Linked DNA regions of Homo sapiens: all the other regions are linked to region 1. Evidence: chromatin loops called from intact Hi-C (ENCODE). Cell type or tissue: heart right ventricle. All regions are shown on one strand. Region 1 has its middle 23 kb from the start of SMIM38. Region 2 has its middle 57 kb from the start of SMIM38. Region 3 has its middle 20 kb from the start of MYEOV. Region 4 has its middle 53 kb from the start of MYEOV.

What was found. A loop is a pair of places that touch in the nucleus more often than their neighbours do. Peaks named below come from ENCODE experiments on the same cell type or tissue, not always from the same donor. Only the 100,000 strongest peaks of a DNase experiment are listed, where the experiment ranks them.
Region 2: a loop joins it to region 1, with 2.8 times the contacts of the local background. A loop is called at or near these places in 19 of 110 quality-filtered maps.
Region 3: a loop joins it to region 1, with 2.3 times the contacts of the local background. A loop is called at or near these places in 11 of 110 quality-filtered maps.
Region 4: a loop joins it to region 1, with 2.1 times the contacts of the local background. A loop is called at or near these places in 7 of 110 quality-filtered maps.

What each region holds. Positions count from the first base shown.
Region 1 is chr11:69,128,556-69,136,555 of GRCh38, reverse strand. No RefSeq gene overlaps it. Among named protein-coding and RNA genes, the nearest start is that of SMIM38, 23 kb to the left of the region's middle. RefSeq lists an enhancer at 436-485. In heart right ventricle, CTCF peaks have their summits at 4,624 and 4,837; DNase peaks (open chromatin) are centred at 4,805 and 5,125; H3K27ac peaks cover 1,892 bases.
Region 2 is chr11:69,208,999-69,216,998 of GRCh38, reverse strand. No RefSeq gene overlaps it. Among named protein-coding and RNA genes, the nearest start is that of SMIM38, 57 kb to the right of the region's middle. RefSeq lists an enhancer at 7,544-8,000. In heart right ventricle, CTCF peaks have their summits at 4,612 and 4,821 (motif pointing right); no DNase peak of the experiment used is centred here.
Region 3 is chr11:69,270,267-69,278,266 of GRCh38, reverse strand. No RefSeq gene overlaps it. Among named protein-coding and RNA genes, the nearest start is that of MYEOV, 20 kb to the left of the region's middle. In heart right ventricle, no CTCF peak of the experiment used is centred here; no DNase peak of the experiment used is centred here.
Region 4 is chr11:69,236,970-69,244,969 of GRCh38, reverse strand. No RefSeq gene overlaps it. Among named protein-coding and RNA genes, the nearest start is that of MYEOV, 53 kb to the left of the region's middle. In heart right ventricle, a CTCF peak has its summit at 4,078 (motif pointing right); a DNase peak (open chromatin) is centred at 4,089; H3K27ac peaks cover 473 bases.

The DNA of each region.
Region 1 (8,000 bases):
CAGGATCTTCCTTCCAAAGTTGGGCAGTCCCAGGCAAGTGTCCTCCCTCTCTGGGTCTTGGTTCCCCACATAATGGGAATCAAAATAACTGCAGCCCCAGGTCACGGCATGGGCTTGGGGTGGGACCTGAGTGTCCCTCCTCAAACACAGAAGCTTCCTTCTGACCACCAGCGCTGCTCTCTGTGAGATCACATTAGTTTGTTCTCATGCTGCTAATAAAGACATACCTGGGACTGGGTAATTTTTAAAGGAAAGAAGTTTAATTGACTCACAGTTGCACATGGCCAGGGAGGCCTCACAATCATGGCAGAAGGCAAAGGAGAAGCAAGACACATCTTCCATGGGGGCAGGCAAGAGAGAGCATGTGCCGGGGAACTCCCCTTTATAAAACCATCAGATCTCATGAGACTTATTCACTACCACAAGAACAGTACAGGGGAAACCACCCCCGTGATTCAATGATCTCCACCTGGCCCCACTCCTGACATGTGGGGATCATTACAATTCAAGGCAAGATTTGGGTGGGGACACAGCCCAATCATATCAGGGATCCTAACCCCGGAGAAAACAAAGGGTCAAGCACTGCTTTTTCTGCATTGCATTCACTGTGGGCTTCAGACACAGCAGAGTCAGGAGGACTCCTGTCCTTTGACCTGAGGCCAAGAGCCTGCTCTGACCCCTTGTCACCCTTCCCAACTGTGCCCAGGTCAGAAGTCTGTGCCCAGGCCTGCTCCTCCTGGAGGCCCCTCATCCCCAGTAAGAGCCCGCCACGGACTAGACATGTTGGGCTACACGGGCCCTGCACCAGGGCAGTCATCATCTTTACCAGCACAAAAACTCCCTCGATGACAGGGCCTCAGCAGGCCCCAGCCTTGACCCTGGCTTTCACGGTCCATTGGGTTTTGTTATAATTTACAATTTCCACTAGATGGATGGTTCCAAGTTCATTCACTTGTGCCACAAACATTTATGGGACCACCTACTGAGTACCGGGTGCTGTGGACGGGGATGTATGTGACTCACAACTTCATCGGGGCATGGAGAGTCTGTCCACCACCGTCAGGAGCATCGTGAGGAGTTGATGCTGTTCTGGGGACTCCACGTGAGAGCCTCCTGGGTCACTGAGGGAAGAGACACAAAACACAAGAAATTTGCAACCCGGAGGAGACCCACTGTCCAGGAGGGGGACCGGCAGCACCCTCACCCTGAAATAAGCTCCTGCCAATGACATTGGTTAAATCACACCCAGGTTCCCGCGTGGATGCAGATTTAGGCGGCCTGACGTGGTGAGACCTGACCTGGGAAAGTTACATGGCATCGAGGGATCGATTCCCAGTTCTGCCACTCACACTGTTCCACCTTAGACAAATAACTCACTCCCCCCACCCTGAGAAATGGGGCCAGGAACCTGCTGGCGGGTGAGGAGAGTGGGTAGAGTCTGATAAAAATGTTTGTGTTTGGGCTGGGTGGCTCAGCCCACACACAGATAGGGAAGGTGCCTCCAGGCTGGACAGAGAGGAGGAGGAGAACTCCTGGGTCACAGGCAAGCAGCAGCTGCCCGGGGCTGGAAAGGACAGCAGTGGTGGCTCATCCAGCAACTGCATTTTCTAAGCAGTGGGCAGGATCCAGCCTTGGGGTCCCCTAGACAAGGTCACTGATATGGTTTGGCTCTGTATTCCCATCCAAATCTCATGTTGAATTATAATTCCCAGTGCTGAAAGAAAGGCCTGGTGAGGCCAGGCGTGGTGGCTCACACCTGTAACCCCAGCACTTTGGGAGGCTGAGGTGGGCAGATCAGGAGGTCAGAAGATCGAGGCCATCCTGGCTAACACAGCAAAACCCCATCCCTACTAAAAGTACAAAAAATTAGCCAGGTGTGGTGGCACGTGCCTGTAGTCACAGCTACTCAAGAGGCTAAGGCAGGAGAATCACTTGAACCCAGGAGGCGGAGGTTGCAGTGAGCCAAGATTGCACCACTGCACTCCAGCCTGGGCAACAGAGCGAAACTCTGTCTCAAAAAAAAAAAAAAAAAAAAAAAAAGAAAGAAAAAGAAAAAGAAAGGCCTGGTGGGAGGTGACTGGGTCATGGGGGTGGATTTCCTCCTTGCTTTTCTGGTCATAGTGAGTGAGTTCTCACTATGAGTGAGATCCAGTTGTTTAAAAGTGTGTGGCTCTTCCCTCTGTTTTCTCTTCCCCTTTCTCCAGCCATGTAAGACATGTCTGCTTCCCCTTCGCCTTCTGCCATGATTGTAAGTTTCCTGAGGCCTCCCCAGCCATGCTTCCTGTACAGCCTGTGGAATGGTGAGCAAGTTAAACCTCTTTTCTTTATAAATTACCCAATCTCAGGTATTTCCTTATAGCAATGTGCAAATGAACTAATACAGTCACCCTGCAGTTCTGAGGACAAACAGTTGGGCAAAGGCTGACACCAGCACCAAAACCCGCAGGGTGGCCCAACAGCTTCACATCTGTTGTTCACAGGTGGCAAAGAAGACTTGGCCAAGCCAGCTGCCCAGGTGGACAAAGGCAACTGTGACAGGGAAAGCCTGGCCAGCTGCTGGTGGCCACAGGACGTGGGCACTGCAGGGCACTGTAGACAAAAGTGAATTCACACCAAAGGGTCACAGACCTAAATGTAAAACCTACAACTACAAGCCTGGAAGAAAACAGAGCAGAAGTTCTGCAACTTTGAGACAGGCATGAATTCTTAGGTAGGACTCAAAAAGCACAAAGTATAAAAGAACAAAATCATAAATTAGACCTCATCAAAACAGAAATTTCTCCTCAAAAGACACTGCTAATAAAATGAAAAGACAAGCCACAGGCTACGAGACAATATTTCCAAATTGTGTACATTATAAATATCTCTCATCTAGAACATAGAAGAACTCTTACAACTCAGTCATAAGAAAAACAACGCCTATTTTTTAAATACACAAAATTTGAACTGACACTTCACCAAAGATGAAAACAGACAGCAAATAAGCAACTGGATGGCAAACTGAAAAGATGTTCAACAACATTAGAGAGTCAGGAAAGGCAAATTAAAACCACCATACACTTACTAAAGTGGCTAAAATTTAAAACTGACAATACCAAGTGTTGACAAAGATGTGGAGCAACTGGAACTCTCATACCTTGCTGTTGGGAACGTAACACGATGCAGCCATGTCAGGAAAGAGTTTGGCAGTTTCTTATACAGTTAAATGTACACTTAACATACAATCCAGTGATAATCCCACTTCTGGCATGTGCCCAGAAGAAAACATATGTGCACCCAAAGACCCGGATACAAATGTTTGCAGCAGCTTTATTCATAGCAGCCACAAGTGGAAACAACTCAAATGTCCATTAACTGGTATGTGGGAAAGCAAGCTGTGGCATATTCATACAACCCAGCCTTCGTGCAATGGTCACACAATATTCAACAGTAAAAAGGAACTATCTACAGATACACACAACAACATGGGTGAATCTCAAATGCATATGGCAAGTGATAGAGTCACAGGCAGAGAGCTGCACAATGCACACTTCCATTTCTATGACATGCTGGAAAACCACAGGAATAAAAACCAGGTCATTGGTTTCTAGGGGCTGGGGTGGGGGCAGGCGTTGACGGCCAAGGGGCAGCATTGAGGGACTTCTGGGAGACAGCGCTGTACTATGCCTGGACTACAGTGGTCGTTGCACGATTGTGTCTTTGTCAGAAGTCACCAAACTGTAAAAAGAGCCACTTTTGCTGTGTGCTAATTATGGCTCAATAACACTCCACCCAAAAAAAAAAAAAATCACTTCACTCTCCTCATCATTGAAAGTAATGACATTGAAGGAAGAGGAGCAACACTCTTTACGTGGCAGAAATGGTGCTGAACAACCAAGGAGCTGCATTCCCTGTGGTCAGGTACCCAGGGGGCCCTGGGTTCTCTCCATTTTACAGATGAGTAAACGGAGGTCTGGAGGTGCCAGGTCACCCAGTGCCACCCAGGGAGGCTGGAATGGAGTTGGGACTTCCACCCAGGCCTGACTGCAGCATCACCCCCCAAACCACTAAGGCTGTCCTGAGAGAGACCTTGGGGATCAGCAAGCCAGCCTCCTCCTCCCGTTTTCCGGAGGAAAGCATGAGGCTTCAGGGGGCCCGACCCATCCAGGCTCACGAAGAGAGGGACAGAATCAGAATCTGGAGGGAGCCAGGTCTCATTTGTCAGCAAACGCCTTCCTACGACAACCTTGGGAATAGAAAAGACCCCAAGACATGACAGGAACGAGATCCGAGGCCACGTGCAACACAGGTGCACCAGGGTAAGCCCCGCCCCTACCCTCAGGGAGCTTCCAGCCCCATCTGGCACAAGGTCACCTCCCAGACCCTGGGCAAGTGGCAGCCCAGACACACCCAGGAGTACAAACACCTCTCCACAGTCCCCTCCTGGGACACTGGGCCCCTGAGGATGATGGAAGCTGCGGGTTCCCCATGGGGGCTCTGGGGTTACAGCAGGGAGGGAGGGGGACCCATGACATGCCTTAGGCCTGTCCAGGAGGGATTCCAGCCCCAGGGAGAAGGCAAAGACAGGAACGCCGTTTCCAAGCCGGAGAAGCAGTGAGAGTCCACACCGCGTTTCCCGGTCTGCAGGGAAAGGCAACAGCTGGTGGGTGGGTCAGAAACCAGACCTTTCTGGGCTGGCTTCAGGACCTCTACACCCCACCTCGGTTCTGACCAACAGTTATGGGAGTCAGAAAATGCAAGTGCTCAGCTCTTTAGCCCAGGAATTCCCAGCCAGCAGGCAAAGCCCTCGGGAACACACGTGCAAGATGCCCCACCTAGAGGCAGGAATGTGGCTGAGGCATTTGCACCATTAGGCAGGTCTGAATACCTGAGGAGGAGAGCTGCTCCCTCAGCGCTTCCCACCCTAGCTTCCCATCATGGCTGGGCCACCTACCAGCTTCTCTGTGCCTCAGTTTCCTCATCTGGGAATTGTGGATTGCAATCCTATCTACACCCCAGTCTCTAATGGAGATAGTGTATGCAAAGTACATCTACGTAGGCCTGACACACAGCTAGTAGCCGTGTGGCAGCCAGCCCAGGGTTGTTCTTGGGAACATGGGACAGCCCACTGCCTGGAAATTTGGTGGCTCTAGGATTGGCCAGACATCTTCTGTGGAAAACCAGGCGGCCCATGCTAAGACACGGTGGCCCATCGAGATATCGCAGTCTGGGAACCTTTCCGGGCCACCCCTGGGCAGCTCGGACAGTGCCAGGGACCTTGGCCAGCTCATGCCTAGAGGCTCCCCTGCCAGGCTGCCTGCACCCTCCTCGAGCAAGGCCTGGCCTAGATGCACAGACACCCAGAGGGAAGGGGCTCCGGGACAGCAGAGGTTGGGGACAGCCTTCTGAGCCTCTGTTTAGGACCAGCACGATGCTAAGAGGACCTCCAGGACAAGAGCCGGCAGGGACCACAAGCCAACAGGCCTCTGACATCACCAGGCCTCCAAAGTCAGGAATAGATAAAATACATCGAAACACGGTCACAGGGGAACACAATGCTGGGGAGGACACCCTCTGAAGGAAGGAGGGCTCGGCTCTTTTGAAACATGGATGGAAAACTCCAGAAGACAGATATCCTTATTTATGAGGTGCCCCGATCCCTGAGCAGGCAGTAGAACCGGCCAGCCCTCGAGGCCCCCCACTGAGCTTCTGCAAGCTGCATTTCCTGGGCTTCTGCAAGCTGCATTTCCTGGGCTTCTGCAAGCTGCATTTCCTGGGCTTCTGCAAGCTGCATTTCCTGAGCTTCTGCAAGCTGCATTTCCTGGGCTTCTGCAAGCTGCATTTCCTGGGATCGGATAGCACTTCCTCCCCGACTCCCTGGGAGCATCCTCTACAGTGGGGAGCCTGAGTTAACAGAGGCGGCCGCTGAGGCTTATGGAAGTCATGTTCCCTCTCAAGGCCACACAGCCAGACATGGCAGAGCCAGGACTGGAACGTAAGATTCTGATTCCAGTGCTCCATCTCTTTCCCTGGCCCGCCTCCCTGCACATGCAGATTCCACCTACCTAGCAAACCCCCACACCCACTCTCATCACGCCATCAAGGCCCCCACCCAGGAATGGCAAGGTTCATCACCTTGAAGGAACACTTAGATTCCTTCTTCCATTTAAAAAAATTATTTTATTATTATTATTATTATTATTGAGACAGGGTCTTACTCTGTCATCCAGGCTGGAGTGCAGCAGCACAATCTCAGCTCACTGCGGCCTTGAACCTCCCAGGGTTCAAGCAATTCTCCCATCTCAGCCTCCCTAGTAGCCAGGACCACAGGCATACACCACCACACCTGGCTAATTTTTGTATTTTTTGTAGAGAGATGGTCTCACTATGCTGCCCAGGCTGGTCTCAAACTCCTGGCCACATGTGATCCACCTGCCTAGCCCTCCCAAAGTGCTGAGACTGCAGGTATAAGCCACTGCACCCTGCAAAGAATTCTATTGATCTAACTATGCCGGAGTAGAGACAGATCAATATTATACATTGTATTATTTCCTGGGCCCGCCATAACCAATTACCACAGGTGGCTCAGAATTGTGGGAATTATTCTCTCACAGCTCTGGAGGCAGAAATCCAAACTCAAGGTGTCGGCTGGGCTGGGTCCGCTGAAGGCTCTCAGGGAGGGTCCTTCCTTGCCCCTGCCAGCTTCTGCTGGTTCCTGGCGTTCCCTGGCTTATGGCCGCATCCCCCCAACCTCTGCTTCCATCGGCACATGGTCTTCCCGGCCTGTGTCTCTGGATCTCTTCTTCTTATGAGGATACCAGCCATGGGGTCAGGGCCCACCCTGCTCCAGAACTACCCCCTCTTCACTTGACTACATCTGCAAAGACCCTATCTCCAAAGAAGGTCATATTCTGAGGCTCCAAGTGGATGTGAATTTTGTGGGGATTTTTTTTTTAGTTAACACATAATAACGTACATATTCATAGGGCACATGTGATATTTCAATACATGTATATGATCCCATTTCAACAAGTAACGATCACAGCAGGTGACTGGTATGTCCATCGCCGCAAACATGTATCTCTTCTTTACGTTGGGAACATTCTGATTCTTCTCTTCTAGCTATTTTGAAATATATAATAAATTATTAACTGTAGTCCCCCTACTGTGCCATAGAACACTAGAGCTCATTCCTTCTGCCCAACTGTAATTTTGTACCCATTTACCAATCTCTCCCTATTCCCCTCTCCCCGTCACCCTTCCCATTCCCTGGTCCCCAGGCTCATCCACTTTTCCTCAAATGACAGAATTGCATTCTTTTTTATGGCCGTATAGTATTCCATTATGTATTTGCACTTCATTTTCTTTATGCATTCATCCATTGATGGGCACATAGGTTGATTCCATCTCTTAGCTATTGTGACTACCACTACAGTGAGAATGTGGGTGCAGATGTCTCTTTCACATGCTGATCTCCTAGTCTTTGTATACATACCCACTAGCAGAATTGCTGGGTCATATGGTAGTTCTGCTTTTAATTTTTGGAGGAATTTCCATACTGTTGTCCATAATGGCTGCACTATTCTAAATTCCCACTAAGAGTGTATAAGAGTTACTTTTCCCTGTATCCTCACCAGCATTTGTTGTTTGGTTGTTTTTGTCTTTTTGATAATTTTATTTCTATTTTAAGTGGGATGAGATATCTCACTGTGGTTTTGTTTTCTGTTTTTTGTTTTTGTTTTTGTTTTTGTGATGAAGTCTCGCTCTGTCACCCAGGCTGGAGTGCACTGCCACGATCTCCACTCACTGCAACCTCCACCTCCTGGGTTCAAGCAATCCTTCCACCTCAGCTGGAATTACAGGCATGCATGACAATGCCCAGCTATTTTGTGTATTTTTAGTAGAGACAGGTTTCACCATGTTGGCCAGGCTGGTCTCAAACTCCTGACCTCAAGTGATCCACTCGCCTCGGCCTCCCAAAGTACTGGGATTACAGGTGTAAGCCACCACGCCCAGCCCTC
Region 2 (8,000 bases), 80 kb before region 1:
GGGTGGGTTTCTTTAAGCCTCTCAGAAGTTCTCATTTCACAGCCAGCTGACATGCACATAAAGGAGCAAGACTTTTCCCAAGGAAATGTCTCACACAGCCAGGGCAAGGCTAGTCACCCCCACAGATGCCTGTGATCACTGCATCAGGCCTGCTGTCAGCTGTCCCGCTGGGAGGGCAAGGTGCCCATCCCCTCCTGGCCACCAAGGTGTTTGTTTCTTTGGGTTTCTACCGATGAGCCAGGGGCTGCTGATTTTCTTGGCTGTTTCTAAGGCCAAGAAATGTGTCGGGCAGCCTCGGGTACTGAGGCAGGCCAAAAGAGTTCGGGTGCCAGGCCCCAGACATCCAGCCCAACTGCCCAAGGCTGCTTGCTCCCAGTCACATTAGTGACAGCCCATCCCTCACCATGAGCCCTCGCCAGGCTCTGTGTGAAGGGCCTGATGCATGAGGTCTCATTGCAGCCCCACAGGAACCCCTCAAATTGCTATCTTTATGCCCATTTTGCATATGGGAAAACTGAAGCTCAGAGAGGTGAAATGACATGCCCAAGACCCCACTTCTACAAAGTGGTAGAGCTGGGATTGGAATGCATGTCTTTCTGGCCCAGTATCTGCCCCCTTCACCATGCTTCTGCCTCCTGAACTTAAGTCACTAAGAGTTATTTGCCAGCGACTACTACATGGATAGCCTCCATTAGGAACAGAATGGGGACAAGCATGATCCCAGTCCTGAAGAAACTTGTGGCCTGACTGAATGAATAAGCGAAAAAATGAATAAACAAATGAATGATGTGGAGCCTCTGACAATAAACTGATTGAGTAAGTTTTCCTTCTTTGGAATCCTAGTTGCTCTAAATCGGCAGAATCCTGAAAATATTTAAATGTGCTTTTGGATCTGCCTGAGCCTTAGAAAAGGGCTTACTCAAGTGTCACGTTTTGGGGATAAGGCCCAGAAACAGGGACCAGGAGGCATGAAACAGGGCAAGAGGACAAGCCCATCTGAGGGTGTGTCTTACAGCTGGCGCTGCTGCAGAGTGCACACCTCGCCAGCATGAGTCAGATGGCTGAGAAGCTCCCAAAGGCACTGCAGCAGAGAACCCCAGAGCAGAAAGGACAGACTGTGGCAGCAGGAGTGGGTGTTGTCAGATTTTTGCCCCCATGCAGCCAGCTGTCAGCAGAAGGGCTGCAGTAAGGAAGGTGGAGATGATTTGAGGCAGGACACAGAAAGTGTCCAACACAAGGCCCACTGGTGCATTTGTTCATTCTATCGATGTTTATACTAAACCAGATGTTGGAGACAAATAGATATGAGATGGACTGATGGATGGATGGATGGATGGATGGATGGATGGATGGATGGATGGATGGAAAGGCTGGTGATGGAGCCCAGATTCCTCTGCTATTAATAGCCCAGGCACCTCTGCACTGGGAATGAGTCCAAAAAACAAAAGGAGATCCTGAGCCAGGTTGGAGCTGGAAAACCAACAAGACACCCTGAAACAAATCTTTATGTCTGATGCAATTGGCTTGGGGGCTGGGAGGTGGAAGGTGGCCTTCAGCCAGGAGACATAACTTATCTCCTGATGGGCCTACAGAAAAGCCTCCCAGCTCTGGAGCATGTGGGCCAGGGTTTTAATCTCGGCTCCCTTTCTTTGAGGCTGGCTGCATTACCTTGAGCAAGTCACTTGAATTCTCCAAGTCTTGTTTGCCTCATATATAAATGAGGATAGTAGGAGTTCCTGCCCTTGGCCATCTCTGCTGCAATTGTGTCCCCCTGTGGAGGAACTCTCATCTCGTGGTATACCTGGCAGCCCCTTCTCTGGGTGAAGAAACTGGACCTTGAAGTGCAGAAAGTTCTCTTAAGATCCCAAGATCATATCCCAGACTAGAATATCTGGTCACCAATTCTACCACTAGTCTACAGTGATAGATTAATGGGTAGGCCAGTGGGATTTGGAGCCCCAGCTGTGATTCTGAATATGACATGGGCTACTCCAAGACACACATGGAGTCTTTAAGAATACCCCATGGCCTGCTCCAAGTCTGGATTCATCTGTATTCTATTTACACCTCCAGATGTTGACCATCACTGAGTGGAAGGTGGCTACATCACCAAGGGGCATAATCCAGAGGTGTTCTTAGAAAATGAGATGAGCTGTCCACTTCCCAAATGGAGTATGCCAAAGGCACTTATGGACTGGGAGCCCTGCAAGGGGAACAAGAGCCACTCCCATTAAGGCAGAAAGGTAGGGAGGGAGAGATGAGTTTGTTAATTGATCAATTGATTGGCTATTGAATTGGTTAGTTGGTTATTTAATTGGTTGGTTGGTTAGTTGGTTATTTAATTGGTTAATTAGTTAGTTGGTTGTTAGGTTGTTTAGTTAGTTGCTTATTGAATTGGTTGGCTGATTGGTTAGTTGATTGGTTGGTTGGTTGGTTGATTGGTTGGTTGGTTGGTTGGTTGGTTGGTTGGTTGGTTGGTTGGTTGGTTGGTTATTTAACCGATTGATTGGTTGGTTGGTTGGTTAGTTGGTTGGTTGGTTGGTTGGCTGAATGGTAATTTAACCGATTGGTTGGTTGGTCCAAATGGTAAAAGTGATCGTCATCCCTGGAGTTTGCCAGACTGGCTGCATCATCAATTCATTCCTTCATAGTCAGGCAGTCATTCATTCAATGCATTCTGACTGCCTCCTGGGTGAACATTCTGGTAGCAGTGAAGTCTACCAGCTCCCACCCAGGTACAAGCAGTGTGTGGAGCCACAAAACCAGATTCTGTGAATATAGACAGCCTGTCTGCTGCTTCCCCCTGTGGCCTGGCCCAAGTCACAGGGAGTCAGCCCAAGTGGTCAAGCTCTGAAGCCTTGATCATGTGCCTATCTCTCTGGGGCTCAATTTTTTGGTCCATGAAGAGGGGGCAACATGGGCCTCTCTCTTCCAGGGCAGCTGTAAGGGCAGAGGAGATGGTGCCTGAAGCTCTCTGGGCTCACAGACGAGTGCTCTGGGTGGCAGCAGTGGAAAGGACCTGCTCTACTTGAAGGAAACCTGGAAATTGAGAAATGCTTCCTTCAAAAATGATTTTAGGACTGTTGGCAATGGACCCTGTGTTCATTTCCTGGGGCTGCTGGAAGAGATTGCCACAAACCAGGTGGCTTAAAACAACAGAAATTTGCCCTCTCACACTCCTGGAGGCCAGGATCCTGAAATCAAGTGATACAGTTTGGCTGTATCCCCACCCAAATCTTGAATTGTAGCTCCCATAATCCCCACATGTCCTGGGAGAGACCTAGTGGGAGGTAACTGAATCATGAGGATGGGTCTTTCCTGTGCTCTTGTGTTGGTGAGTAAGTTTCACGAGACCTGATGGTTTTATACAGGGGAATTCCCCTGCACATGCTCTCTCTCACTTGCCTGCCGCCACGTAAGACACGACTTTGCATCTCCTTTGCCTTCCACCATGATTATAAGGCCTCTCCAGCCCCGTGGGACAGTGAGTCCATTAAACCTCTTTTTCTTTATAAATTACCCAGTCTCAGGTATGTCTTTACTAGCAGCATGAGAACAGATTCATACATCCAGTGTGGGCAGAGCATTCCGCATGCCACCTCTGCCCCGCCCCACCCCTGGCAGCTCTTGGGAGGAAACTTCCCGCCTCCTTCAGCTTCTGGGGGCTCTGAGTTCCACGCCTTGTAGCCACATCACCCCCATCCCTGCCTCTGTCTCCACATGGCCTTCTTCTTTGTGGCTGGGTCTTTTCTTTTGTCTTTCCCAAGGACATTTATTGTATTTACTGTCCCCTCCCCCAATATAGGATGACCACATCTCAAGATCCTTACTTAACTATATCTGCAAAGACCCTATTTTCAAATAAGGTTACATTCTGAGGTTCCAGGGGGACATGAATTTTGGCGGGAACACCCACTATAGACACCCAGGCAGGGATGGGCAAGTGACCCACCCAGCGGCCTGGAGCCAGTAGGGGACCACCTACTCTTCCACTAGGCACAGCAAGGTCCCCTCCTGGCCCATCCAGGCTGACAGCCCCAGCCCCCAGCTCCGTGGCTCCTGTTGCTTGTGGGATGCACCATCCCCTCCCAACAGCAGACATGGAGTGGGGCAAACTTGAGTGGTCCTCGGTGGGTGGAAACTGCCAGATGGAGTGAGTATGAGCTACACAGCCACCGACAAGTGGGCATGGTGGTCCACTGCCAGGCATCAGGAAAGCAAAGTCAGACAGACCTCCAAGCATGGGCAAACCTTGGGGTCAGTCCGTAAAGAGAGGCACGGTTCCTTCAGGTGGGCCTGGTGGCAAGGTGGCCACTGCAGACAGAGAGGAGGGCCCCTGCAGAGCCAATGGGCCATGTGCTCAGAGCTGGTGGTGGGTGCAGTGTCCACACCAGGGAGAGGAAGGGAGATGAGAGCAGAGATGTCACCAGGATGCTAAGCTAAGGCTTTGGGCTTGATCCAGGGATATTCAGGGGAAAGGCAGGCTCAGAGCCTCTCACGCCATCCTTCGGCCACCCCCACTTTGGAGAATGGATGGGGACTAAGGCAGGGAGACCCATCAAGAGGCGATGTCTATGTGAGCCACACTGGGTTGCTGCCAGCACGATCCAGGATCCAGCAGGGATGGCAGGCAGGGAGGAATAATCCCCTCGGGGGACCACAGTCCTGTCTGCATCTGGGGCTGGGGGTCCTGGAGCCCCCAGGGCAGGAGGGCGGCACATGGATCATCTCCTGGAGACAGGCCCTGGCTCGGAGACACGAGCCCCCATCACACGCCGAGCACAGCCACGACAAATAATTCACCGGAGAGACTTCCTCCACAAGGGGGAGAAATGCCCAAAGGTCCCTTTGTCTTAAAACATTAATGTCCAAGTTTAAATTGGGTTGGGGGACGGAGGAGGGGAAGAGGGGAAGGCGGGGGCAGCAGAGCCGTCACTGGGCATCATTCATAAGCCACACACTGGGCCCTTCATCGGGCCCAAAACTCACCCTTGTGGCTACGCAAAGATTTATTGAAGCCTCAGCGTGGGCTCATTTATTTTCCTCCAAACTGATTTGAAAAGACCGTTTGCATCTGCCCTGGAGAAAAAAAAAAAATGTGCATATTTGGCAAACTTTGTTTGAAAAATCTGCTTGTCCCCAAAGAAGTGACTTCGTGTTTGGTCGGGGGCAGGGGCTGTGTGTGTTGGGGAGGGACTGGGGCTTGCTCCTTCCCTGTCATCTGCCGGCCAGGGAAAGCACCCAGAGCATGAACTCAGACATCCTCTCCTGCACACTGGGACCTACAAAGCCGTTACATGCGGGCCCTTTGCTCTGAGACCAAGATCTCCTTGTGACTTTTTCTAGCTCTCTCGGTGGCATCTGTGCCCAGACAGCTACAAAGTGCAAAGAAAAGTGTAAAACAGAGTATGGAAAAATAGACAATAATAAATTCAAATATCAGCTCACTTTGAGAAAGGAGTAAATGCTCCATTTGCCCCCTTCAGAAAAGAGAAATGTCATTCATGAATAAACCTTGACCCTCTTCATAACCTGAATATACAAAGAGCTCTTACAAATCAGTAAGAACAAGAAACACAATAATAGAAAAATGGACAAAAGATGTAACTGGGACATTCATAAAAGGAAAGTGGGATCAGTAAATACAGGTAACAAAATGTTTCACTTACCAATAATCAAACTTAAAGCATTCCTCCAATCAGTGTAAGCATAGACAACTAAAATATCATTTTGCACTTACCAAATTGGCAAAGGTGTGAAAGAACAGTGGTGAAATTTGGAGAGGAGAGGTACAGGTGGTGGGACCTATCATGGTAACCCCTTTGTGGAGAGCTCATTGACAACAGGTATCCACAACTCAGACCTAGGCAAGCTCTTTGACCCAACAACTCCATGGAATTCAGAGGTTTGGCTCCAAGGGGCATGAAGCCTTATCTAAACTCCCAGAGCATGAGACTGGCTCCTTACTGTGGTCTCCAGGCATGCACTTGCCCCTCAGCGGGCAGCAGCCCTGGCCACATGCAGCCTTGCATTCCAGGAAGCTGTGGACACGTGCCTCTCCCCGACAGTGGATGGTGTCTGGGCTCTGGGTCTGGTGGCTGCAGAGACTCCTGTGAGCGGTGGGTGGAAGCCACAGGGAGCTTGCACTCGGGTCTGGAGGAAAGTCCAGGAACCTTGGAGAGCAAGGAGCCCAGCCAGCTGCAGGGAGGCAAGCAGAGCAGGCCTTGGTCTCCTTCGACACAGATGCCTCTGCACAGCCTCACCTAAAGCAAAGCTCATTCCCCCAAGATTACGGCAGCCCCACCTGCCACCCCAGAGTCGTCTACCCCTGCAACAATGACCTCAGAACCTCAGTGCTGGAAGGACCCACAGAGAACACCCATGCCAAGCCCCTGGCTGACAGATGGGGAAATAGAGCAGTGACTCTCTCAAGGTTGTCCCAGCCATGAGTCAGCGTCAGGGGCCTGACAGCCTCAGACTCTCAGACGTTTCCCAAAAGGGATCACCAGAGGCCACGTGTCACCCTGCTGTTCACAGGGGTTCTCAGGCCACCAGCTCCTCCCACAGTGTGGCCCTGCCTATCAATATAAATGTGTCACTCATGAACGTTTATGCTCAAGTCCCCATTGCTTGGGGACACAAGGGAGACTGAAGTAGACAGGCTTCTGCCCCACTAGTGGGAAATGGCACCATGTCCAGGCCGACGGAGCCCAGACAAGGGTCTGCCCTGGTTTGGAAGGTCAGGGAGGACTTCCCTGCAGAGAGGTTGGGGGCTGTGTTTGAAGGAAGAAGAGGGCCTATGTGGGGTCTCCAGGCAATGGAAGACCCTCCTGAGGCGACACCTCCAAGCCAAGCTCTGCAATCTGGAGTGGCTCCCTTACCTGCGACTCCGCGGGCACACCCTCCTGAGCTCCTGCTACGCACCTGTGCATCCAGCTGTCCACAGAGGAGCCTCCCTGCCTTCCGATGGCTGGTGTCACCACAGTCTTGCCATGAGCCTGGCACCAGAGAGCTCTCCACACACCTCTATTCTTACACAGTTCTCATCAGATTCATTTTACAGATGAGAGGACTGAGACACGGAGTGTTGAAGTTTCCCAGGGTCACGCAGCTGGGAAAGGGGAAGTAAGAATTTATCTGGCTCTAAAAGGCATTCTCTCTGCCCTGACGTCTCCTGCTTCATGGTCCCTGCCAGCCCTCCTGGCTGGACCTCTAGGTCTATAGCCTGCAAGTCTCCGGGATCCGATAGGCTCGGAGTGAGGGGGCACCTGTGCCCTTTCTCTTCCCCGCCACCTCGCCACAGGCTCCCCACCCTCCCAGGCCCGCAGAAGGGGGCTCCTTATGGGAAGCCCACCTGGATGCCAGCCATTCAGGGGTGGAGGCTCTTGGGTGCACGCCCAGGAGCCCACGGGTGTGGAGCAGGCCCCGGGTGTCTCGTCAATCCTGTTTCAAGCCATTGGCCTTTCCCATGGAAGATGTTGAGGAAGACAATAAAGACAGCGACCCAGGGCAGAGGTGGGAGGCGGCAGTCAGGAGTGGAGTGGAGAAGGGTCTTGGGTGGGGTGGGGAGCATGGAGGGAAGTGGTTGTCCCTTGGGGTAACAAGCACCCACCTCTGCCAAGCCTGAGAACATGGTCGGCATTTAGTAATTGCTTGGTGATTAAGATTACCCCCTGCCCCGAAAAAGAGGCACATCCACTATGTACGTGATGGGTGTGACTAAGGAAGGTACTTGCTCTCTGATACCTCCTACGGCAGAGGACGATGGGGAGGGCCTGGGCCCAGGTCAGGGGGTGGACACCAGATCCAAAGGCCGGCCCCCAGCACCAGCTGCAGACCTGTATACAGAAGGCACTCAATACTTGCTTGTCAAGTGAACGCGTAAGCTAGGTGCACCTGCCCTTCTTCCCCACAAGGGGATGGCAGTTTATTCACCACTGAGTCCCGAACCCTGTGCCTCACGCAGAGCCTGCACACGGCGGGTGCCCAGGAAGCCCCTC
Region 3 (8,000 bases), 140 kb before region 1:
CCACCTCCGTCAGCTCCAGCAGGAGCTCCTGCCAGGTCACCCAGTGTGAAAAGAAGGAATTGTTCCCGGGACCTTTGCTTCCCTTGTCAAAGGTGACTTGAGCCTGAGATACAAGCACAGCCCCTCTTCCCTAAAGGCCAGGCCAGTCCCAGTTCCGTCCACACTCCCAAAGGGGTTGAAGGAGTCGTCTGTGCTGGGGGAACCCACAATGTCTTCCCTGCCAGCAGGTGTGAGGCTTTGCAGCCGTGAGTCCCCACCCATGAGCCAGCAGCTGGCTAGGGCTCCTCCAGGGTCCCACTAATTCCCACCACTTACCCGGTTCTCATTCCCCTTTGTGCCCCACAATACCCAGCACGGAACCCAACCCAGGGTCAGGGGCTCAGACACTTGGCTGAATCGAACTCCCCAGCCCAGGTGAGACCCCCACCCACCCATCCAGAACAGGGCACCTTCCCCTCCTCCCACCTGTCCTCTACCCTGCCCCCGGAGGGTGTCCCCTGTGCTGGTCTCTGGAGGTGGGCCGCAAGTCTCTATGCAGTTGGACACTTTCCTCACCAAGTTCTTGTCACTCTGCCTCAGCCTCCTCCACCCCAGTCACATGACTGAGGGTCAAGGTCTGCCCTCTCCCAGCCCACTGCCTACTGCCCACCTGCCCTGCATCAACCGGCTGGCAGCCCCAGGGTGTAACCTTCTGGCAACTGTGGAGCCTTCTGGAGACCAGCCATGTGGTGCTCGCTGCAGGCAGCACAGCTGGGGTTAAGGGCAGCCTCGGATCACAGAGGTTCCATTTCCGATTTTCCAGAAGTTGCCGATTATTAATGATCATTGTTCTTTCCTTCTGGGGCATAACAAAGCAGATTCAACTGACAACGGAACAGCAGCAGGTCAAGATTCCCACAGTATGAAATGTCAGCCTCTGGCGGCAATGACATTCACCCAGGGGCACTAAAAATAGACGTAAAAACAGAAGCATGCAGCCTCCGGAGGCTGGAGAGGCCAGGTGAGCTCAGGACTGAAATGACACTTGCAGTGACATCTATGGCCCATGGCAAAGCTGGGCTTTTCCTACTTCCTTTTTTTAAAAATTTTTTTCTTGAGAGAAAAAAAGAAAGTGAACTTGAGAAGGGTCAGCCCAGAAGGACTTTGCTTTTTTAAGTCTGATTTTACGTGCAAAATTCAGGTAGAAAGAAAAACTGCCATGAGATATGAGCATGGGGGGCATCAAGTTGGGCTAAATTCACCACTGCTTAGCCCAGAGAGGCGCAGAGGCTGCTTATTATGCTTCCCAGCTCCTCACTGACCCAGAATTGGCTATGGGACCTGGCTGAGGTCAGCACAGACCAACAGAACTCTTCTGACAATAGAAATGCTCTGTACCTGCTCCGTCCCATCTGGTACCCAATAGCTATAGTAGCACTTGAAATGTGGCTGTAGGCTGGGCACGGTAGCTCACATCTGTGGCCCCAGCTACTCAGGGGGCTGAGGTGGGAGGATAGCTTCAGACCAGGGGTTCAAGACCAGCCTGAGCAACATAGTGAGACCCCAACTCTACAAAAAATAAACAATTATCTGTTCTTGGTGATGCCCACCTCTAGTCTGGGCTACTTGAGAGGCAGAAGCTGGAGGGTCGCCTGAGCCCAGAAGTTCAGTGTTACAATGAGCTATAATGATTGCACCACTGCAATCCAGCCTGGGTGACAGGGTGAGACCCTATCTCTAAATTTAAAAAAGAAAGACCGAAACGATGTGACTCTGGCAATTGAGCAACTGAATTGTTAATTTTATTTAATTTTAATTGATTTAGATTTAAAGAGCCATATTTAAATGATGGCTAGTGTCTACTGTACTAGACCACACAGTTTTAGGCTCTGGGGAAAGAGAGCTGCAATTGATTAGCAATGTCTGCCAGGGACGCAGGCTGGGAAGATAAGGCACAAATGCCATATTACAGAAGGACCAGAGATCCAGTGTGATCTGGGTCACCTGAGACCTAAATCAGTGATTCTGGTGCCTGCACAGTTTCAGCATTCAGGAGGAAAAGTGTCTGTGAAGTTTAGTGTCACCCCCTACTCTTCAGTCTCATGGTCTAGTCAGGCAACTGCAAGTCTCTTTACTAGTTTTCTTCCACAGCAGACAGAGGGGTCCTTCCAAAATACCAATGCAGCCATTATCTACCTTGCTTGAAAGCCTGAATCTAATCCTCCAACCATGGCCACCAAGACCTATCCTGAGGCTGTGCCCCTCTGTGGCCTAGGCCCCTCAGTCTTCTCCACCTCCATCCAACACAGACCCCACCAGTCCTGGCTGGTTCTTCCTCTGCTCCACTGCACAGGAAGCTCCAAAGCAAGGGCTTCCTCTTGCACCATCTTAGCACCTCCACCGAAAGCACAGGACCTGAAGAGTCCCCACGGGAGGCTCACATGATTCCAGGAACTCCCAAGTCTACATTATTTTTATGTCCTTCCAATAATAAGACAAGAATCCTTATCGCCCTGTTTTGCAGATGAGGATACTGAGGTTCAAAGAGGGAAAGAGTTTGGCCAAGAACAAAAGAGAAAATGGCATATCTGAGACTCAGACCTGGGTAGATGTCCCTCCCAAACTTGGCCTCAGCACAAGGGTTGCACTGAGAATGGAAATCAGGTCATAGGACACCCAGTCCACTATTTCTTTTACTATTAACTCAACAAATGTTATGTGATGGAAGGGAGGAAGGGGTGGGTGGGTATGTGTATGGATGGGTAGATGGGTGGGTGTGTGTATGGATGAGTAGATGAGTTGGTGCATAGGTGGATGGATAGATAGATGGATAAATGGATTGATACATGGATGGTTGGATGGATGGATGGATGGATGGATGGATGGATGGATGGATGGATGTGTACATGGATGGGTGGATGGATGAGTGTATAGGTGGGTGGATGGATGGATGGATGGATAGATGGATGGAGATGTGGGTGGATGGATAAATATGTAGGTGGATGGCTAGATGGATGGATAAATGTATGGATAGATGGATGAATAGATGAATGGATCAATGGGTGACTAGATGGATTGATGGATGTGTATATAGATGCATGCAAACACACATGAATGAATGCAAGGGCAACAAAACACGGTAACAAGTCATGAATAGGGAATGGGATGAGGTCATCGTCCACCTTTCTCTTAACCATATTCAGGTATATCAGAAAATGAGGTCATGTGAAAAAATTATTTGAGACTTTTGTTTTTAAAGAGATAAAGTAGCTGGCAAGCTGTGCGTATGGAGCAAGCCCTGAGCTGTGTGAGGGCCTGCTCCCCCCACTCCTCCCCTGCCTCCACTCCCCCCACTCCTGCTGGCTCACTGAACCCCTCCCTAATGCTGCTTTCCCATGGGAAGGCTGAGAAGCAATAGCAATTTCTTCTGAATGGAACTCTCCCCTGAGCCAAAGAGTAAACAGGAGCCAGCAAAGAGCTCAAGTTGGTGTGTAACTGCTCGGGCGGTGATTACATAACCAGGACATACCTGGGAGAGGCACTGATCCAGGGGATTTTAACAAGCAAGTGGGGAGGGCTAGCGTGGGAGGCGGGCAGGGGGAACGCCCAGTGCAGGAATGGCCGTGCAGCTACCTGGCCTTGCTGGGAACTGGAGCCGGCTTGCTTGGGGAGGAAGGACACTCAAGTGTCACTTACTGAGAGCCTTGTACCATGACAGTCCTCTTGCATGATTCCTTTGTTTAATCCTCACAAGGGCACTACAGAGTGGGCTAGTTCAGCTATGTTCCCTTTGATAGATGAAAAATTAAAACTAGACACAGAGAGGGGTAGCCAGGCAGCAACTGTGTGGTGAGCTGGGATAGCCCCAGACTGGCTCCAGGGACTGCAGGGTAGACCGAGCTATAAGGCTGGTGCTTTCTCTTCTCCTCTCCCTTCCCTGCCTTGCTGTCCTCCTTCCCTCCCTCCTTCCTCAATTCCTGCCATCAGATCACGTGTCCAAATATTCTTCCAATTGTCCACCCATCCACCCACCTGGTGCCCAGTGGCTTTTCCCTTCTCTCCACAGTAGTGGACCTGCATCAAGAAAGGGACCAAAGGGAAGCAAGATGCAGCTGCTGCCTGCAGAAGGGCTTTCTGACAAGGACGGGTGATGTAGAAGCATCCACCTGCCACAGGACATAGCTTGAACACTTCGGGTGCTGAGCCCTTCCTGCCTGTGGGATACTGAGCAGTTTTGCAATGATTTTCTCCTTTCACCCGCGAGACGGCTCCAAGTTCAAAGCCATTATTCTCCTGTGGCAGAGAGGAGACTGAAGTCCAGAGAGGTGGGCTCAGGGTCTCATGGGAGCCTCAACCTTGGGACTTGGAGGTCAGGGAGGGCTTTCCAGAGGGGGTAGCCTCAAGCTGGCAGAGCAGTTCAGGGTGGGGGATGTTTTTAGCCGCTAGAGCCTTGGGATGGCGAAAGTGGGGAGAGGGTCCTTTGCTGCCTGGCATTCGGCTGCCCCACTATCCTCCAGGAGGAGGGGACTTGGGAAAGCCATGGCGCACCCAGGCAGAGCCCTGGCCAGGCTGAGGACAATTGGCCCAGAGCAGTGGCTTCAGCCCTAGAGCATGGTTGCAGAGTGAGACCATGCACACTGAGACCCTTCTCTGTGTCTCCCCGTCTACAAAGGGAGGGTGAAGTGAGACAAAGCGTGGAAGCTGTGTTGGCACCTGGTGAGTTCTTAGAGGTGGAGGTCCCTGTGGATGCTGCAACTGATAATACGTATCTCCCCAAAGTCCTGCAGGAAGGGCTGGAGCCCAGCCGACAAGCAACAGGGGAGGCCTTGCGCCCAGGTGTTCTTGCCTGCCTGGGCTGTCTGGGGCAACCAGGTCCAAACGGGGTGTCACCCCCAAGGGCGGGACTAGGGTACAAGTCACATCATGAGGGAGACCTCCCTTTCCCACGGCACCCCAGAGCTGCCAAGCGCCACGCTGCCATTGCATAAGCCACCGACCTGCCACCGCTGGCTGCCCCGTGCGTTGCCACGTAAATAGAACCCTGTATTTACCTACCCTGGGGAAGGGACAGGCCTACCTGGTGGGCGGGGAGACAGCAGCTCAGAGGCCTCCAGCTCTGATTTCTGTTCTGCTCCAAGTGCACACACATCCTGTGCCCAGGAGCTGGGCTTGGGTGGGGGTGCACCGGCAGAAGGGGCCAAAGGAAACTCTGCGTCCTGGGAGCATGGGCCAAAGGCCTCTGGGTTGCAGGCTCAGGTTGCAGCCACCAGCTCTGGGCGGGGGAGACCAGACTTGCCTTGCAGGCTACGGCCATATCTGAGCAGCAAGCGTCAGATGGCACTGATGGCCCCAGAGACCTCCCTGCTGTTGGCACTGGTCAGCTGCACAGGAAGGACAAATGGCCATCTGCACAGCCAGGGCCAGAGCCCAGGAGTCTCCAGGAGCCAGCCATGGGCACAGCCCCACCTGTAACAACCATTCCTCCAGAAAGCCAAACTCAGTAAAGACTTATTTTGTTGTAAAGAAATATAATACATGTTTTAGCTTTAATTTCCATAACATTCTAGATGTTCCTATTCTTGTTTTACACAGGAAGAAACTGAGGCACAGAGAAGTAAATGACTGATCCAAGGCCACAGAGCTAATGGGATGATAGAGTCAGGATTTGAACTCAGGTTTCTCTGACCCTAAGTAGTTATTCCCAATAAGTATGCTGCCCCTGTATTTCATCTCAGTGTTTTCATCTACCAAGTAAGAGCAGTCATATAATCCAAGACACAGCATTACTCTGGGCTCTGCGATGAATAATGGTAGCCTCGTGGCATCTGTCCATAGATGCTTGGCTGGATCAATGAATGGATAGGTGAATGGACAGTGGGACAGGTGGGCAGATGGATGGACAGAGTGCCACATTTATGAGTGGGGTGAGAAGATGGCAGGATGGATAGATGGATAGGTGGTTAGAATGATGACCGATAAGCAGATAGACTGGTACATGGACTAACAGGTGGATGAGTAGATGAATGATGGATAAATGGTTGGATGGGTGGATGAGTGAATGCGTGAGGACTAGAAAGGTAAACACAGATAGGTAGAATGGATGGATGATTGAAGGAGTGATGGGTAACTGGATGGATGGATGGATGGATGGATGGATGGATGGGTGGCTGGATGAATAGGTAAATCGGTGGATGGAAGATGAATAAATGAGTGGGTGGACATGTAGATGGATGGTTAGAAAGGGCTTTGAATGAATAACTAACAGTTGGATAGAGGAATAGATAAACAAGTAAATGAATGGATCAATGAACAGATGGACATGTGGATGGCTACAAAGATGGTTGTAATGAAGGCTAGAAAGATGAATGGCGAGATGGATGAGAAGTTAAGTGGGTGAGTGGATGGGTGGCTCTCCTTCCAATCTAACTCTAGTTGGAGAAGAGACTCTCAAACATCCAAAGCCTAGGCCAAACTGAGAGGGAGAGCACCCATACTAAAGGGTCAACCATATCAGCTCTGTGGTGTGGACGTTGCCTGAAGACTGTCAGGTCACCTCACGGAGCCTGTATCCTTGGTGCTGTGAAACAGCCCTGTGGCAGGTGGAAGGAGTGGTGGTGGCCCAGGCAGGACCCTGGCCAAGCTGTGGAGGCTGCTCCTTTCTCTCCTCCTTCAGTGCCAAGCCAGGGCTCCTACGTCACAGCTACCAGCATAGCCCCTGCCATTCTTCCCTCCTCCCTCTCAGTCAGGGCAGCTACAGGTAGACCAGTAGCTCCTTTTCCCACCCCACTAAAGAAGCCAGGGGAGAGCTCTGGGCAAAGACAAGGGCCTGGGGACGTCCCCAGATCTGACACTGACCTGCCATGTGATCGGGGAGGTGGCACTGCCAGTACCTGATCTCTGCTATGAGCAGCAGTCAGACTGGAGTGGAAATACATGGCAGAGAAGCTTGGAGTTACTTTGAGGCAGCCAGATGGAGCCTCCTCAGCCCCTGGTCACAGTCCCTGACACACCCCACTCAGAGCCCCAGGGATCTCTGGACCCCACTGGCTGGGACCATCACCCAAGGCCCTTCGGACTTCAGTGGACTGAGATTCTGGCCCCAGAAACTGAGTCATCCCAGCCCGGAAGGGAAAGGCAGCGAAGCGAAGAGAATAAGCTCAGTTCATCTGGGCCCGAATCTCCCTGGCTAAAGGTGTCCCAATGGACGTGAGCTTGCTCGAGCCCTGCCACTCTCTGGATATCATGTTTCTGTCTCCACCTGGAGCCCATCTGGGAGGCTGGCATGGGTGAGGGATTTGGTGATTTTTTTTATTTTATTATTATTTTTTTTGAGCTGGAGTCTCACTCTGTCACCCAGGCTGGAGTACAGTGGTGTGATCTTGGCTCACTGCAACCACCACTTCCCGGGTTCAAGCGATTCTCCTGCCTCAGCCACCCGAGTATCTGGGATTACAGGTATCTGCCACCATGCCCGGCTAATTTTTGTAGTTTTAGTACAGACAGGGTTTCACCATGTTGGCCACGCTGGTCTCAAACTCCTGACCTCAAGTGATCTGCCTGCCTCGGCCTCCCAAAGTGCTGGGATTACAGACGCGAGCCATGACTACTGGCCAGACTTGGCGATTTTTACAGGACAGGAGTCTAGGGGATCCTGGGCCTGGCTTGGAGGGGCTGCAGAGGACATGGAAAGGATGTAGGAGCCACGACGTGGCAAGCAAGCCCCAGAGCCGGGGCCTGGGAGCAACTCCCACTGAGCATGGGATGGGAGGAAAGGGGGCAGCCCCTGGGAGGAGGGGACCCAGGTAGGCTGAGGGGACCCAGGTGCCTTCAGAGAGAGCCACATCCCCTTCTCCAGGCTTCTGGTCTTTTCAGAGAGAGCCCCGTCCCCTTCTCCAGACTCCTCTGCTCGCAGGACATTTGGCCAGTGCTGACCTCTGCTCACAATGCTGCTGCCATCTCAGGGCCACCATGGGGTCCCTGTGGGACTCCCTCCGGTACCCTAACTCAGAGGCCTGGGACAG
Region 4 (8,000 bases), 110 kb before region 1:
ATCATGGCAGAAGGTGAAGGGGAGGCAAAGACCTTCTTCACATGGCAGCAGGAAAGAGAGAGCTAGCAAGAGCAGGGAAGACTGCCTTATAAAACCATCAGAGCTCATGAGAACGCACTCACTATCACAAGAACGGCATGGGGGAAACTGCCTTCACGATCCAATCACCTCCCACCTGGTCCCTCCCTCGACACATGGGGATTATAATTCCAGATGAAAGTTGGGTGGGGACACAGAGCCAAATCATATCAAAGTCCGTACTGCATAGCAGGTCCTATACATGGTACTGGGGTTACACCGTGAGCAAGACAGACATATTTACTGCCCTGTCTACACTAACACTTCACCCCAAGCACATAGTCCAGTAGTGGGGACATATAGTCAGCTGGACCATCACAATATTGACTAATAACAGGTGCAGTGCAGGGCAAGTTCAGGGCTTGGGGATCCTATAAAGGCAGGCAGCCCGGCCTGATACAGGGAGGTGGTCAAGGATAGCTTCCTGGAGTGAACGACCCCCTGTACAGAGTGACCTTCATTAAACAAAAGCTTATCATGCATCAGCTTGCCATGGCTCCACAGGGCCCAGAGGCTGAGGGGTGAGGTCCCCAACTCAGCAGGGAAGGCCCTCCCAAGCTACATCCCTTCCACCTCACCCCCATGGGGACTGCACCAGGGCATCGCCAGGTTTCCCTCCATGCCCCATGTATCAGTTATTCATTGCTGTGTAACAAATTCCCCCATCATGGAGGGTTAAACAATAGACATTTGCTACTCTCACAGTTTCTGTGGATCACAGGGCTGGGCTAGGCAGTGCTGGCTGAGGGTCTCTCATGAAGATACAAGCAGATGTCAGCTGGAGGGGTAGTCCTCTGGAGGTTTGACCAGGCCAGAGGATCTGCTTCCAAAGCAGCTCCCTCATGGCTAGTGAGTGCTGGCTGCTGGTAGGAATCCTCAGTTCCCCGCCAATGTGCCTCTTGAGTGTCCTGATGTCATAGCAGCTGGTTTCCCTCAGAGAGAGGGATTCATGAGGCCAAAGCAGAAGCTTAATGCCTTTTATGGCCTAGACACATGCTGTCACCTCTGCTGCACTGACTCCATCATACAGACCAACCTGGGCTCAAGGTGGAAGGACACCACACAAGGGTGTGAATGCCAACAGGTGACCAACATGGACTTGGAGCTGACTGCCACATACTTCATCTGTCCCTAGAGGCTGAGCAGAGCTGTCTCCCTTGGCCTGCTGCTCTGTGAATTCCTCCTGGGTCTATCTCAGGATGAGTTAGGAGCTCCCTGGGGTTCCCATTTCACTGGCCTCAACCAAACCATGGACCCTGTCCTGTTGCAATTGTTTCTCCCCTGATCTTTCTTCAGAATGGCACTAAGACTCAGAGTAAAGACCATGTCTGACTCACCTATGTCCCCAACACTCAGCAGCCAGAGCATGTTTCAGCACAATGTGTGGTTCAATGAGCATCAGTTGAGTGGGGGGATGGATGGATGGATGGGTGGATGGATGGATGGATGGATGGGTGGGTGGGTGGATGGATGGATGGATGGATGGATGGGTGGATGGATGGATGGATGGGTGGGTGGATGGATGGTTGGATGGATGGGTGGATGGATGGATGGGTGGGTCAATGGGCAAGTGAATGGATGACTGAATGGATGGGTAGATGAATGGTTGGATGAGTAGATGAATGGTTGGATGGATGAGTGAATGGGTGAATGTGTGAGTGGGTAGATGGATGCCTAAGTCAGTGAACGGATAGGTGATTGAATAAAAAGATGCATGAATGGACAGACTAAAAAAGGGCTTTTCCCATATTTCTCCTGCAAGGTAATTGCTTGGGATTCTTAGAAATTTTAAGCCAAGAGAGACCTTGAAATTCATCTACAGACACATCCCCAGATCCAGCAATGCCATCATGTATGAACAGGCCTGATTCCAAGAGTTGGTAAAAAGAGTTTCTTTCTCTCCCCATGATCCATCTCCTGGCAGCAATGCCCCCACCTCCTTCTCACATGTGGGCACACATGCATGTGTGCACATGGGGACACACCACAAGGATGCTCACATGCCCCAGACATCAGGACACTGCTGTCATAAAGCAGCCTGCATACCCCCATGTTAGCCTCACTGGGGCTAGTAGTGCCACACAAGGCCAGCTTCCCCTGGCATCTTGTCCTGAGCTGGGAAAGGGCAAGGCCTGGAGATCCCCAGGGAAGTGGGAGGGGAGGATATCCCTGGCCCTTCTCACCTGACCACCTGCTCTGCCATCTGGTCTGACCCAGCTCTCACAGAGCCCTTCCCCCACCCCTCTGCCTCCCTCTGTTCCTCTCCCCAGAGGCCTCTGTGTGGACCCCAGATCCCCACAAACCCTGTGACTAGGGAATTCAATACTTGCAACAGCTTTTGTTCCTTTTAGGAGGATGGGAAATATTCTTTCAAGCAGACCCCCTTACGGGAAGTGCAATAATACACAGCCTCGGCCTTGCTTCCTGCTTTCACCCAAGGTCTTGAGTGAAAGCAGGAAGCAAGCAGCTCATTTCTGAACAAATGGTGAGGCTGGGAACTGGAGTGGTCTGGACTTTGGGGGCCTAAACGTTATGCAATCTGGAGGGCTTATTTAAGAAAAATAACACCAAATTAACAGCTACAAAGTGCAAAAAAAAAAAAATCATTTAGAATGAGAAAGAAATGACAAATTTGTAAAAAGCTGAACAAACCATAAGTATCAAATCAGAAAAATAGCATATGATTCCACAAGTAAGTAACTGCCTCGGCCACCTCTATAATACCCTTTTCCTACATTTTTTTTGGCTGCATATTCTTTGATTGCTTATTTGTATGACAATGATTTCGTAATATGATTTTCCACAGAGCGAATAAAAAATGCTTCAGTCTGTCCTCCAGCACATGTTTTTTGTTTGTTTGTTTTGTTTAAAAGCAGTTTGTTTACTTTTGATGTCTTAGGGAAATTTCTTTCAATTACATGTGTTGTTATTGGCAAGGCCGTATCTGAAATGTCCTCTACAATTTCTTGCCTGGGCAGGGTATCTGTAAGAGACACCAGTTCTTTGACATCATTCACCCTCCTGATGACCACAGTTGGGCAACCAAGCCAACTGAGCCAGGCCCTCATTCCCTCTGGTCCTGGAGGGAAGAGATGGCCATAAAGCCTGGGCACCATGGCCCTGAGCAGGAAGCGCAGCAGCGACTGCTTCATCTTCCTCCTTGGAGCCAAGAGAGAGAGTCAGTGATCCATGAGGTCCACCTACCAGGTTGCCACAGCCCACAGTCCCACTCACAGTCAAGGAGCATCCTTCAGCGTAGGGGCAGGGAAGCCCACGCTGAACTGTGGGATGGGCCCATGCAAATGAAGGGCCTGGAGCTTCAGCGTCATTATCTTCATTGACACCCTGGTGGTGCCTCCTACAAATGCCCAGAGGCTCAGCCCCCAAAGACTCCTCCAGTTTTCCCTTCCCACAGCCTGGCCACCAGATGAGGTCAGAGAGGCAGGCACATGCCTGACACCCAAGGCTGGGCTGAATGTTCTGCTGGAAAGAGAACAGAGGGTGAACAGAGGACAGGCATCCAGGTGAGGGTTGTGGCCATGCCCACAGGCCCCTGAATTTTGAAGAAAATCATTCACAGCCCTAATTTAGGCCTTCAAAACCTGCAATTCCAGACATTCCCATGCGGAGGTGCTCAGTCCAATGGTTGAGGACATAGAGACCTCATTGCAATGCAAGTGTTTCTCCTGGGTCTTTAAGAGAATCTGAGTCGGGCAGGGGCAACCCCACTCCCAGCAGCCTTTGCTAAGCACCAGGGAGGGTATTTATACCAGCTGTGGGAATTGGTAAACGCCCCAATTTTATGGATGTGGGAGAAGCTGCCCATCCCTAAGCTCCCTAACTCAGCCCCCTGCCCTGCCCCCACCACACACACACACTGATCCCACAAATTCTGCCACCACTGGGAAAAGCCAAATGTCTGGGCCAAACTGAGGTTGAACTTTACTCCCAAGGAAAGACTATTGCCCTGGAAGGATGAGAACGGGGCTGAGGAGATCACCACAAGGGGGCAGAGGGCTCAGCTTTGCTTAGACACAAACTTGCCCTGTACTTCTGGAAAGTTCTCTACTACCCCAAGCCTTGATTTCTTCATCTGTAAAATGAGTGTGCAAGAAGACAACATCTCTGGATTGTGCCCAGATCCATGGAGCTACGACAAAGCCAGTCTTAACAAAAACACAGCCAGGATCACCTGTGTCAGCAACCAGCAGGTGCATGCTCCCCCAGCCTTGGACTCAGGCCACTCCTTTGGGCTGAGATTCCAAAACTCTGCCCCTGGTTTACCTCATCCTTATTCGGCACCCAAAACTTGGTCTGTTCTCGCCATACCACTTGCTGTGCCCCGGGCAGGTTATGGGCTAGCTTGATTCCAGAGGCCTGTTCACTGTTTCCACCCACGGGAAATGCTCTAAGCCTCACCCCCCATCCCCCTGGGCTTGCACACAGGCCCCTTTCTCTAGGAGGCCTTTCTTTGCAACCGTGCCCAAAGAGATCCTGACCCTCAGTTTCCTCTGCTGTAAAATGGGGACATTTGGAAGAACTGGGCTTATGTCATCTCATGCCATCCTACATCGAAGAGGTGACAAGATATTTACCATATTTTGTTTTCCTTTTTTTTTTTTTCTTTTTTTTTTTTTTGAGAAGGAGTCCTACTCTGTCACCAGGCTGGAGTGCAGTGGCGCGATCTCGGCTCACTGCAACCTCCACCTCCCGGGCTCAACCGATTCTCCTGCCTCAGCCTCCCGAGTAGCTGGGATTACAGACACACGTCACCACGCCCAGCTAATTTTTGTATTTTTAGTAGAGACAGGGTTTTACCATGTTGGCCAGGATGGTCTCGATCTCCTGACCTCGTGATCCGCCTGCCTCGGGCCTCCCAAAGTGCTGGGATTACAGGCGTAAGCCACTGCGCCTGGCCTGTTTTCCTCTTTTAACAATAGGTACAAGCTGCCAAATGATCCCAGAGCCCACCTGCCTCCTATAGCAGCACATGAAAGGAGCTTTGTCAATGTCAGTCGGGCCTGCCTCTGAACCCTGTTTCTGACCAGCAGTCTTCCTTGTCCCCACTGTCGCAGTGTCCCAGGATGGGGCTGACACACCTCTCATGCCTGAGCCTCGGTGTTGTCATGACCATGTCATCTCTACCACTTAGTGCTGGGCCATCGGGGACAGGGCTTGCCTTTGCACATCCACAGTGCCTCTCAGGGGTTCACTTCGCTGGTGGGGAGATTCTTGAGGATTAAAATGCTCCGTTCCCCCAGTGTTTGATTGGAAAACCCAACAGAGGTGTTCGTCCCCTCCTGATTTCTCTGGACAGATGAAAAATGTGGGTGGTTTCCAGGGGTAACCTAAGCCGGCAGAGGGTGGGCAGGAGGGGTGGGCAAGGAGCGGATCAAGTGACCTATGAAAGGGGACCCTCGCCATCCACCCACCTCCAGACTGGCTGGGGAGGTTTTCTGTGGGATGGGAGAAGAGTCCAGATGTGGCCAAAAGGACTTACTGCCTTTGATATTCTATGCCCTGCTCATGCTCAGTTTCCCCTTTTGCCCTATTTCAGCCTTACACCAGGCAGAAGGCTGTGAGTGTTTTCTCTTAAAAAAAAAATAATCATCACAAACCTCTTTCGATTATGCTCATTCTGTTACCATTGAAGATGTGGGAAGAGGTGTACAAGGCTTTTCTTTTTTTTGCTTTTTTTAACAATAGGTACAAGCTGTCAACTCATTCTAGGGAAACCCCACCTCCTACAGTTTCTGGAAAAGACACTTTAATGTCAAAAGGGAAAATGAGCCTTCTGATGTGGTTGCTTAAATAGCCCCTGACCAATCTAATTTGAATACAAAATGGCCTATATCAATTCATTTATTTTTGCAAAGAAGGAAGAACTCTTCCCAGGAAGCTGGAGGTCTCCATCTCAACCCACAGGGTCAGTTCAGAATCATCCTCCTTCCCCACAGCTGCAGCTGTGATGGGAAAAGGAAGGCTGGCCAGGAGCCAGAGAGTCGTGCTTCAACCTCTGGTGGCCGTGGGAGTGGACTCAAGTACTTCACCTCCCCTCGTGGAAGCTCAATACCCTCATCTATAAAATGGAAGCATCCCTGCTGACTGCAGAGGACGGATTTGCAATGATGACACATCCTCTAGAGAGACATATCCTCTGAAGTCCTGAAAAAATGTGACACAGAACATATTGTGGCAATTTTGACTTAGAGGAAAGTTTAAGTCACCATCAAAATTCTGCATGGATGTTGTCAGGCTGAATAAAAGATCAACACCCAGCTATGTGCTGTATACAAGAAATCCACTTTAAATACACATATACACATAGGTTAAAGTAAAAGGACGGAAAAAGATATAAAGAGGGATGTTTCATAATGCTAAAGTCACTTAACCAAGATATAACCATTCTAAATGTGTACGCAATGAATAAGAGTGTTTCAAAACACACTAAGCAAAAACAGACAAAACTGAAAAAAGAAATGTAAAAATCCACAATTTTAGGCAAAGATTTTAACACTTCTCTCTCACTAACTGGCAGAACAACTCCACAGAAAATTAAGAGGAACACAGACAACTTAACACAATCAACCAACTTGACCAAAGCAAACTCCTAGAAAGGAAAGCAAGCCGATAAAAGACATTGTGGCTTCTGTCTTATTCTCTCTTGAATCATTCATTCTTGGGGAAGCCTCCATCATGTCATGAGAGCACTCAAGCAGCCCTCTAAACAGGCCCATCTGGGAAAGAACTATTACTTTTAGATGTCTGCAGCCCAACACTTTGATTGTAAACTTATTATGAGAGACCTTGATCCAGGGGTGCCCAGCTCAGCTTCTACCAAATTTCTGACCCACAGAACACTGCGTGAGATAATATGCTTATTGTTTCAAGCCACTAAGTTTTGGGGTAAATATTTATGTAGCATAAGATGATCAATACAAAGGGGACAGGAAAAATATCTGAAGAAACAATGGTTGAAAATTTTCCAAATATAATGTAAACTCTAAACCCACAGACCCAAGAAGCCTAAGGAATCCCACGCAGGATAAAAGGTAAAGACAACTACACCAAGGCATATTGTAATCAAACAAGTGATAAAGAGAAAATCTTGAAAGCAGCCAGAGAAAAAGACACATTATACACAGAGGGAAAAAGACAAGAACAGTAACAATTTTCATGTATGGTGCAGCATATAGTCCATCATAATGAATATGAAAAAAGTGTGTATTCTCTCCTTGGGGATGTTGATTTTTATAAGTATCAATTCAACAAAGGCAGTTAATAGGATACTTATGCTTAGCTTTTCCATGTCTTCTCTCAGTTTCTGTCTAGTTGTTCTATCAATTGCTGACAGATAGGTACTAAAATTTCCAATCATATTTGTGGATATTTTTTCACCCTGCAATTTTGTCAAATTTTGCTTCATTCATGTTGAAGATCCATTAACAGATATATATATATAGCCTATTGTATCTTCCTTATGAATGTCCCTTTGCTATTAAGTAATTTATTACATGTGTTATTATGTTTTTTATGAAATGTTCCTCTTTATACCAGTTATTGCACCTTGCCTAGAAGTTTATTTTATCTGATTTAATATAACCCCTTCAACCAACCTTCTTATGCTTATCGTTTGTATGGTATATCATTTTCCACCTATTTACTTTCAATCTATCTGTGTCTTTATACTTAAAATGTGTCTCTTGTTGACAGCAGGTTGAGTCTTCTTCCTCTCTCTCTCTCTCTCAGAATGTTAAATTTTTTAGCATAATTTTATATATAGTTGAATTTAGGTCCATTTGTCTTCTCTTTTATATTCCCCTATGTTTATCCTTTCCTTTTTTTTGTTCCATTTGGTCCTTAATAGAATATTTTTTGAAATTCTATTTCTCTGTTGACTTAATTAACTATGTCTATTTGCC